2 separate regions of the Mus musculus genome follow, and region 1 is linked to region 2. The links are chromatin contacts, found by Hi-C or POLR2A ChIA-PET in ENCODE. All regions are on one chromosome and are shown on one strand. The core of a region is the stretch at or near the end of the contact, and the rest is flanking DNA. Distances in the headings are between cores, read along the strand shown. Region 1 holds the start of Cry2 (cryptochrome 2 (photolyase-like)). Region 2 holds the start of Mdk (midkine).

Region 1 (4,106 bases), core at 569-3,068, 500 kb after region 2:
AAAGGGTGACCCACAAAAATCAAAAAACCATAAAACCAAGCATACTGGAGTTCAATCTACCTTGTGAAGGGGGAAAAAAGGCTCTTTTATTTCCACTACCACAAAGGAGTAGGCAGTCATAGATAGCGCTCCCCCCAAATCCCAGTAAAAAACGAAACATCTTCATGACAACATAACAAATAAGAGTCAGATTCTATTGACTCTGTCCACACTGGCGCACTGCCAAAAGGAAGGGGAGGGCAAAGTCTGAGGCCTGGTTTAATGTCCACAGCAGAGATGGTCATTTGCCGGTGTTTGTCAAACCCAACCTCCTATCTATGGAAACTGGAGCGAGACAGAGTAATAGCCCAATCTGAAAACTGTGTGGGCTGGCTCTTCACAGGACTATCTTTAGTTGCTCCCTCTGTGTAAATGGGGCAGGAAGGGGCATTTAGTAGGCGTGCTACTAGGAACACTTGCTCTCCTAGCAGGGCAAACCCCTCTTGGAGAGGAAAGAGTGGACGCTGAGAGCCACGGTCTCCTGGGAACTACCTCACTCATCTGTGCAACAAGGCCATAAGCAAACACCTCTCATAACAATGCAAACAAACCAAGCTACTGCAGGGAGGCCTTTAGACAGTGATGGGAACATGGTGTATCAAAACGTCTTGTTTCTGAAGACTGGTTACAGAGAAAATACATCAGATGCCGATTTATTATGTCACAGCATGCTGGGAAAGGGTTCAGCCTCCTGGGAGTTATCACCGAATCTTCATATTGTGTTCTTGTTTTTCCACATCAGCTCCTAAAAGTCTCATCTGTAATGGCCCAGCTCTCCTAAAAAACACTTCATGACAACAGGCGGAAGAGCTGACGGGTGATGCAACCCTCTTTGAATATCTTTCTAGCAACGTTATAACTACACAGGGATCCTCTCAGATGGGTTAGGGGACCTCCTGAGAGATTGCTCATTGGGTAAAGGCACCCGGCTTTCCACCCTGGAACCGTATGGTGAGTGAGAACCTGCAAGTCGTCCTTTTAACTCTATACACTGCCATGCCATGCATGTCCTTTCCCAATCAATGTTTTTTAAAAAAAATGCGTCAAGAACACAAAAGTGCCATTACCCGATGATGCCCTTGGGGTCTTTTTAAAACCGGCTAATGCTAAGCTAGGTTCCCTGATCACCACCACGTTTGTCTGTGAAGAGAGGTTACGCGGGATGGGAAAAGAGGCGTGGGGGAGAGTCAAACAAATCCGAGGCTTAGGGAAGCCCTTGGGGGGGGGGGGTCCACGAGGGGCTACTTCTCTTGAAGAAGCTTTTCTCCGCTCCCACAGCACACCCCTAAAAGCCCAGTCCCCATTCTTCCAGGGACTGGCTGCAGATCCTCCCTCAGGTTGACTTCGCGTTTTTGACGAGAGTCTCGTCAGCATAGAGGGACCTCTGTCCCCCAGGCCTCCCAGGAGTTCAGAGCGGGCCACACTGGGCAAAAACGCTGTGTCAGAGTGGCCGCAGGCTGGAGTTCCTGGGCCCAGGGGAGTCCGCTTGGTGTTGCCACCCCGCAGCATAGGGTCCCCTCACCTCCATCGGTTGATGCCCACAGACGAGGAGGCCGCGAACCACGGGTCGAGGATGTAGACGCAGCGCACACAGCGCGCCCCGCGCACGGCAGCTAGCAGCGCGGGGTTGTCGTGGAGCCGTAGTCCTTTGCGGAACCAGTGCACCGAGGACGCGCCGTCCGCGCCCATCGATTGCGCGGGGACCGTCGCTGCCACCACAGCAGCCGCCGCCATCGCCGCCTGGACTGGGTCTCGGTCTGCCGCTCCGCCCGACCGCCCCGTTGGTCCCGCCCAGCGCCCGCCCAGCGACCTATGATGCAGCCTCTCCCTGGCATGACTCCGCCCCAAGGAGTCTGGATCGCCTCTGTGATTGGGTGAGACCCGGTGGGACCCTCCCTCTGTTCCATTGGTCAGCAGCGTCGGCGCAGGCTCCGCCCCCTCACGTTCCCACCATGTGTGGTCCCGCTTGGTAGCCACCCGCCGGTGACGCAGGACCGCGCTGCGTCCGCCCCGCGTGGGCTGAGTCTGGAGGGACCTCGGATCTCCTACGCATTTCGCGTCCCCGGGAAAGACAGGGGTTGCGGTGACTCCGGCCGGTGGCTGACAGACCTGTTACCGGGCCCTTTCTAACAGTTCATTGTCCTGTTCATATGTGAGGCTGAGCGGTGATTGCCTTACACAAACTGTCCTATTTTCTATTTTCATCTCATCCTGGTAACGTTCATTTCATAAACACGAATAAAACAGATGCTTGTTAGTCTTACTCTGCAGATGAAGTAAGCTTAGGGCGCCCCAGTTTGAATGACTTGCGCAATACCATGAATCCAGTAAGATTCCACTCAGAATCTTCCGATTTCAAAATCCACTTCCTCGCAGAGAATCTTGGTATTTGCATACAGAAAGGCATAAGGATAAAGGAGACGCCCTTTTATGCGGCAGGAGTGGGTTTGGGAGAAAGGACAAAGGTTTCAGAGGACGTGGGTTGAGGCAGTAATTATGCCCTCAAATGAATTCATTTCTTTTACGTTCTGTTTAGCAGACACAGTGCAGTTATTTTGCACAAAACTCTGAACTGGATTCTATGTGGGAATCAGAGATGTGCAGGGCAATATTCTCCTGTCTCCTTTGGGAATCCTTTGATTCTTTGGAGATTCTGGCAGAGTTTGCTGATTGAACAAGTGCAGCAACCGTTGCACTTGGGCTAAGATGGGCTAGTTGGGATGGAGGGCTGGAGCTATCCAGCAGAGAACTGTTCCGATTTGTCCTTGTGTTGATCCTATGGGTAGTCACCTTCCCCATCTTGGGAATGAGCAATGAAAGAATCTAGAATTTAGTCAGCAATTTAATGGCATTAATTGGCACCACTCTCTGACTACAGCGTCATTACGAGCCTCTCATTTCCAGCGCTTTGGACATGCTGTTCTCTCACATCACATGCCCCAGCCCACACCCTCGTGCCTCCTGTTTTCCCTGTGACAGCTGTTATTTTCCAGTTTCCTGGGCCCAACCTGCACAGGGGCTCACCTCATTTGGTGTCTTCCCCCCACCCTCCGGTTTTAGTACATAGTACTGGGATTGTTTAGCTATTGTATGTCAGCTCCATCAGACTATAATCTAGCTCAGTACTTGGTACCGAAGGATCATATGAATCAAACATAAGAGGCTTGCATTGGCCAGAGCCTTAAAGTCATCCAAGTCTCTGCCCGACTCTCTCCTTTGAATCTCTTCTGCAAGTACTTGATGAGTGAACTGATATTCCCTATGCTTTTCTTTAAACACTTGGGTTTTTTTCATTATTTTTAATCTCATGTTTAGCTGTGTGTCTGTGTAGGAGTGACGGCAAGTGTCTAGTGGACTCCTGAATAGAGTGTTTCTGGGGGTTGGAGTTACAAGGCTGTTACCAGCCTCCTGTTGTGGGTGCTGAGAAGTACCCCCAAGTCAGGTTCTCTGCAAGGAACGTACACACTGTTAACCTCTGAACCATCTCTCGCGCGTCCCCTTTCTTTTCTTTTCTTTTCTTTTCTTTTCTTTTCTTTTCTTTTCTTTTCTTTTTTTGGTTTTTCGAGACAGGGTTTCTCTGTAGAGCCTTGGCTGTCCTGGAGCTCACTTTGTAGACCAGGCTGGCCTTGAACTCAGAAATCCTCCTGCCTCTGCCTCCTGTGTTGGGATTAAAGGCGTGCGCCACCAAGCCCGGCTTACCCCCCCCCTTTTTTTTTCTTTTGAGGTATTGTATGCTTTTCTCTTTTTTTTCTATCTCCCTGGGTCCCCCTACAAGGAAGAGAACAGGGAGAGTAAGGGGTGGTCCATTCACAAATGGCCATTCAGGGAATAAATTCTTCTCTTCTCCTCTAAACTCCCATAATGCTGTGTCTATAAACTGTGAGCTCTCTGCAGCCTGGGGCTGCTCTCTCTTGTTTATGAAGAGGCTGAACTCAAATTCTGCTTGCTCAGTATGACCCTAGACAAGCTGGTTGACTTGTTGTTATTGCTTATTTTTATTATTTTTTATGTGTATGTCTGTTCATGGATGCCATCTGCATGTGGACATCAGTGTGGCCAGAAGAGAG
Region 2 (4,105 bases), core at 494-2,993:
CTGGAAAACAATAACGGAGATGCATTAGTGCGGTGGGTGACCTAGCTCGGACTCACCAGACAACGCAGACATGTCCATCAAGGAGAGAAAATCCTGCCCCCTAGTGGTGACTGACCAGTTCACCTGGAAGTGGTGGGAAAGGGCAGCCATGTGATATGAAACCTTTCTTTATTCGTTCAACTTTTTAACCCTCGCGCCCCCCCCCCCCCTTTAAAGACAGACTCTCAAGTCTCTCAGTCTGTAACCTTGAACTCAAGGCAGTGTTACTGCCTCAGTCCTGAAGTGCCGCTTTTTACAGGCACGAGCTACCAAGCCTGACTTTCAACTTTCTATTTTCATCTAGGATCAGAGTACTCCAAGTTCCTCACCGGGGAAATGGGCAGAGTCACCTCTGCCCTGCTGGCCTCAATAGCTGTTGGGAGTCAGGTAGCAGCATGTACCTTTGGGACAGCCTTTCCATAGTTTTAAGCGCAGAGTTAACTCCTCCCTGATCCCACCCCACCTTCCTCAGTTGACAAAGACAAGCCTTTCCCAGGAACCCAGGTCGGATGATCCAACAGAAAGAGTAGTTCCTACTTGGGCAGAGGGTTTAGCATCTCCTGAGAGTGGCCCTCAAGTGCCTGCCCATTCCTAACTTTAAGACTGCTCTGCAGAGACAGAGCATGGAGTAGCCTGGCCCACAACCCCACCATATTCGCTGACCTTTGGTCTTTGACTTGGTCTTGGAGGTGCAGGGCTTAGTCACGCGGATGGTCTCCTGGCACTGGGCATTGTACCGCGCCTTCTTCAGGGTCCCTTGGCGGGCTTTGGTGCCAGTGCTCCCATCACACGCCCCCCAGCTCTCAAACTTGTATTTGCAGTCGGCTGATGGGAGAGTGGCCCCACGGTGAGAGACAGGAGGGTTGTGGATGTCCTCCCTGCCTCCGGTTTATAAGGACATACCCTCTGGCTTCCCGCCCTCCTCCCGCGCGCCACCTCACCTCCAAATTCCTTCTTCCAGTTGCAGGGCACCTTGCAATGGACGCGCTGGGTCTGGGCCCCACAGGTACCCTCGCGGAAGCCCATGCCGCAGTCCTTGCTGCTGGGGGTGCAGGGCCCCCAGGTCCACTCCGAACACTCGCTGCCCTTCTTCACCTTCTCTACAGGGCGCAAGGAACAAAGTTAAGGACATGGCGTGCCGGACCAGCACTTGGTCACACGGCCTGCCTCACCTGCCCACCCCAGCTTTTACTCCTGAGCCCATCCTATCCCATCACCTTTTTTTTTGGCCACCGCGGACGTGACCACCAAGAGGGCAAGAAGGGCGAGAAGGAAGAAGCCTCGGTGCTGCATCCTAGGGGTAAAACCTGGGTTAGAGTTTCTCGCCTAGTCTCTTCTCCGCTAGGAACCGCGGGAAGGACCTCCCACCCTTGACTGACTTGTCCCACTTTCCAGGCCCAAAACGTCGGACCGACAAGGGGGAGACGGAGGGAGGACTTGGAACCGATGTCTCAGCGTACCCCCACCCCCACCTCAGCCCCCTTGGTGGCAGAGCAGCCGCCTGAAGGGACTGGGGCCACAGCCACTGCGTGCGCTCACTCGCTCACTGCTCGATGCTTCGCTCCCTCCCGCTCCGGCCTGTCCCGCTAAGGCCGCTAAGGCCCCTTTTGTCTCCAGAACCGGTCTGAGCCGGTCACATGGGCCCCCGCCCCTCCCCCCATCCCGTGGAAGGACCCGCCCCCTCCCCCCAAACCCGCACCTCCCCAGACCCCCCTAGTCCCCGCCTCCACTCCCGCCCCTCGCCGAGCCGGGACTCCCGCGTCTGTGCCTCTCACCTCTGATCTCTGGGTCTCTGGTCCTGGAGTTCGGTTTTACCAGTGCGCTTCTGGCTCAGGTCCCCTCGTAGCAGGCCCAGCTCTCTATCCCCTCCCCTTCCCCTGGTCTAGGCCTGTCTATACTTTTCCCTCTCGCAGCCTGTCAGCTCTCAGGTCACCACTTCGCTTGCCCACCGCGGGCCCCGGGAGTATGTCCTGGTGTCACAGGCTCGGGGCGGCCACCGCACCCGCGAACCTTCCCTTCGAGGCCCGGCTCACCTCCGGCTTGGTTTTTTTTTTTTTTTTTTTTTTTTAATCAGTTCACTCAGAGTGCAAGAAGGGTCTCTGATGTGGCAGGGAGCTGGGTACCTGGGACCTCAGATGGCTCCGGGTGAGCAAGGCTCGAGAGCCTTTTTCTAGTGCAGGTTTGGGGGAGGAGGAGGAGGGAAGGGCGTTGGGGGGGATGGGGAAGCACATAGAAATGAGTTTGGTAAATCTTGTCGCTGACAAGAGCTGTCTGAGAAGTTCCAGACCGGGCTTCCCCCGGAGGTGATAACCGCCCACCCCTGACCCTGGGGCCTCAGGCTCACCTCAAGCAGATCCCCCCCCCCCCCCCCAGTACAAGCCAGGGGGAGGGGACTGCTCCAGGGCACAGGGCCAAAAGACCAAAGAACCCAAGCCTGGCCCCCGCCCCACCTCTTTTACTTTCATTGTTATCATCCCTGCAGGAGCGGGAAAATCAGCTCCGCCCCAGGCGCTGTGAGCCTAAGGCCCTAGGCAGAGGTCAGGATCGGGGCAGACCCATCTCCCGAAGTGATCTGAGATGTTGGTGGCCATTTCCCCGACCCCAAGGATTACCCAGCACACACCATTGCTCATGTGAGTCCCCCACAACAAGAAAAAAAGAAAACAAGAAAGGAAAAAAAATTCACTTTACTGAGTCACACCCAGCTGTAAACAAGTCACCGTGGGAGCCCCACCCCCCACCCCAGGCCATACAGTCCGAAATGAAATGGCTGGATACATGAGGAGGAAGACCAGGGTAGGTGCCAAGCAGGGCAGCGGGCAAGTGAATACAGCAGGCTCTTGAGTTTCTGGGATGCCCAGGGTGGGTGGATCAGAGAGGAGGGTTAGGTACCCAGAACCCTCCAGAGAGCCCAAAGGATCAGGTGGCTTTTGAAAGTCCTGCTGAGTGCAGGCCTCCCTGACATCGATGCTGAGCTCTGTCCAGCCCTTCCATCTGCTGTGGTGAGCTGGAGGCTGCCCTGAAGGGAGGGAACCAGCCAGCCCAGCCTGTTTCCTGTTCCCCATGAAACCAGGGACAGGTGAGAGTCCAGCTCCTTAGAGTCCAGCCCTAGATCTGAACAGCTTCTCAGGGGGTGGCACGGGGCTCCTTCCCTGTGGCAGGGTCCCCCCATAGCCATCTGACAGGAATGTGGCAGTGAGATGGGCAAGGAGAGTCCTCTGGTAGTGTCCCTTGTTGATCCATGGTCCCCTTAACTACACAGCTGTCTCCTGGTCCTCACGCTGGATCATCTGGTAATGCTGTCTGTTCTCCAGGTAGGCAGCGAGCTCTGTGTCTTGAGCCTTCTCAGCGCGCTGCCGGGGAGTGTCGCCCTGGAAAAGGGTGGAAGGGCCCCCAAGGCCTTAGGAAAGGGCAGGGGTTCTTCTACGGAGCCAGAGGGGGAGGGTATCCTCAGAGGTCACAAGCTTTCCCCCTGCTGGCTCAGGTTTCTCAGGGCCTGGACTGTGTTGGCTCAGAAGAGCTTGAAATTCCCTAGCCCTGCCCCCAAGTCTGGGAAAGGGTGAGTTTGTGCTCTGCCAGGCAACTCACCTGCAGATCTGTCTTCATGAGGGAGGCCCCGGCTTCCACAATGTAGTGGCAGATGGTGCGCTGACCCAGGGCGGCTGCCTGGTGTAGACAGGTCTCCCCACTGGGGAACAGGGGCTGGTTGTAGACACTTGCAGTTCTCTAGGCCTGCCCAGCAGTCTCCCAACAGCCATTAGAAAGGGCAGGAGTTTGGCAAGAGGGGGAAGGGTGCTCAGTGCTAGCCACAAAGGGTTCTTGGGCTCTGGGTGACCAAATGGTTAGACCTGAAGGAAGGTGGTTTTCTGGTGAACCAGGGGCCTGTGTCTCAGATACTCACTTCTCCTCCACAGCATCAAGGATCTCTGGAGGTGCTGCAGATAAAAGGAAAGGGGATGCTAAGAGCCTGGCTCCCCCTTTCTCCCTCCCAGCCCCAGCAACGCAGCTTACCATGATCCAGCAGATAGCGGACCACTTCCTTACTGCCAGTGCTGACCGCGTGGTG

What was found. Hi-C counts contacts between places; a loop is a spot of excess contacts on that map. ChIA-PET counts read pairs that join two places held with the same protein, here RNA polymerase II (POLR2A).
Region 1: a loop to region 2 is called in a map of heart, with 2.5 times the contacts of the local background. The contact joins the promoter of Cry2 here to the promoter of Mdk in region 2. A Hi-C loop is called at or near these places in 1 of 37 maps with a recorded cell type or tissue (heart). POLR2A ChIA-PET finds 5 or more read pairs at or near these places in 1 of 5 experiments (embryonic stem cell).

What each region holds. Positions count from the first base shown.
Region 1 is chr2:92,432,251-92,436,356 of GRCm38, forward strand. It overlaps Cry2 (cryptochrome 2 (photolyase-like)), which reads right to left and starts at 1,819. Exons shown (of 12, transcript NM_009963.4): 1 at 1,562-1,819. The coding sequence starts at 1,773. It overlaps D930015M05Rik (RIKEN cDNA D930015M05 gene), which reads left to right. Exons shown (of 4, transcript NR_040621.1): 4 at 1-58.
Region 2 is chr2:91,930,116-91,934,220 of GRCm38, forward strand. It overlaps Mdk (midkine), which reads right to left and starts at 1,744. Exons shown (of 5, transcript NM_001012336.2): 1 at 1,579-1,744; 2 at 1,257-1,333; 3 at 981-1,139; 4 at 703-864. The coding sequence starts at 1,332. Dgkz (diacylglycerol kinase zeta) reads right to left here. Exons shown (of 32, transcript NM_001166597.1): 29 at 4,051-4,105; 30 at 3,941-3,974; 31 at 3,628-3,727; 32 at 2,712-3,410. The coding sequence ends at 3,294. Gm39876 (a long non-coding RNA gene) reads left to right here and starts at 2,102. Exons shown (of 2, transcript XR_866530.3): 1 at 2,102-2,184; 2 at 2,522-4,105.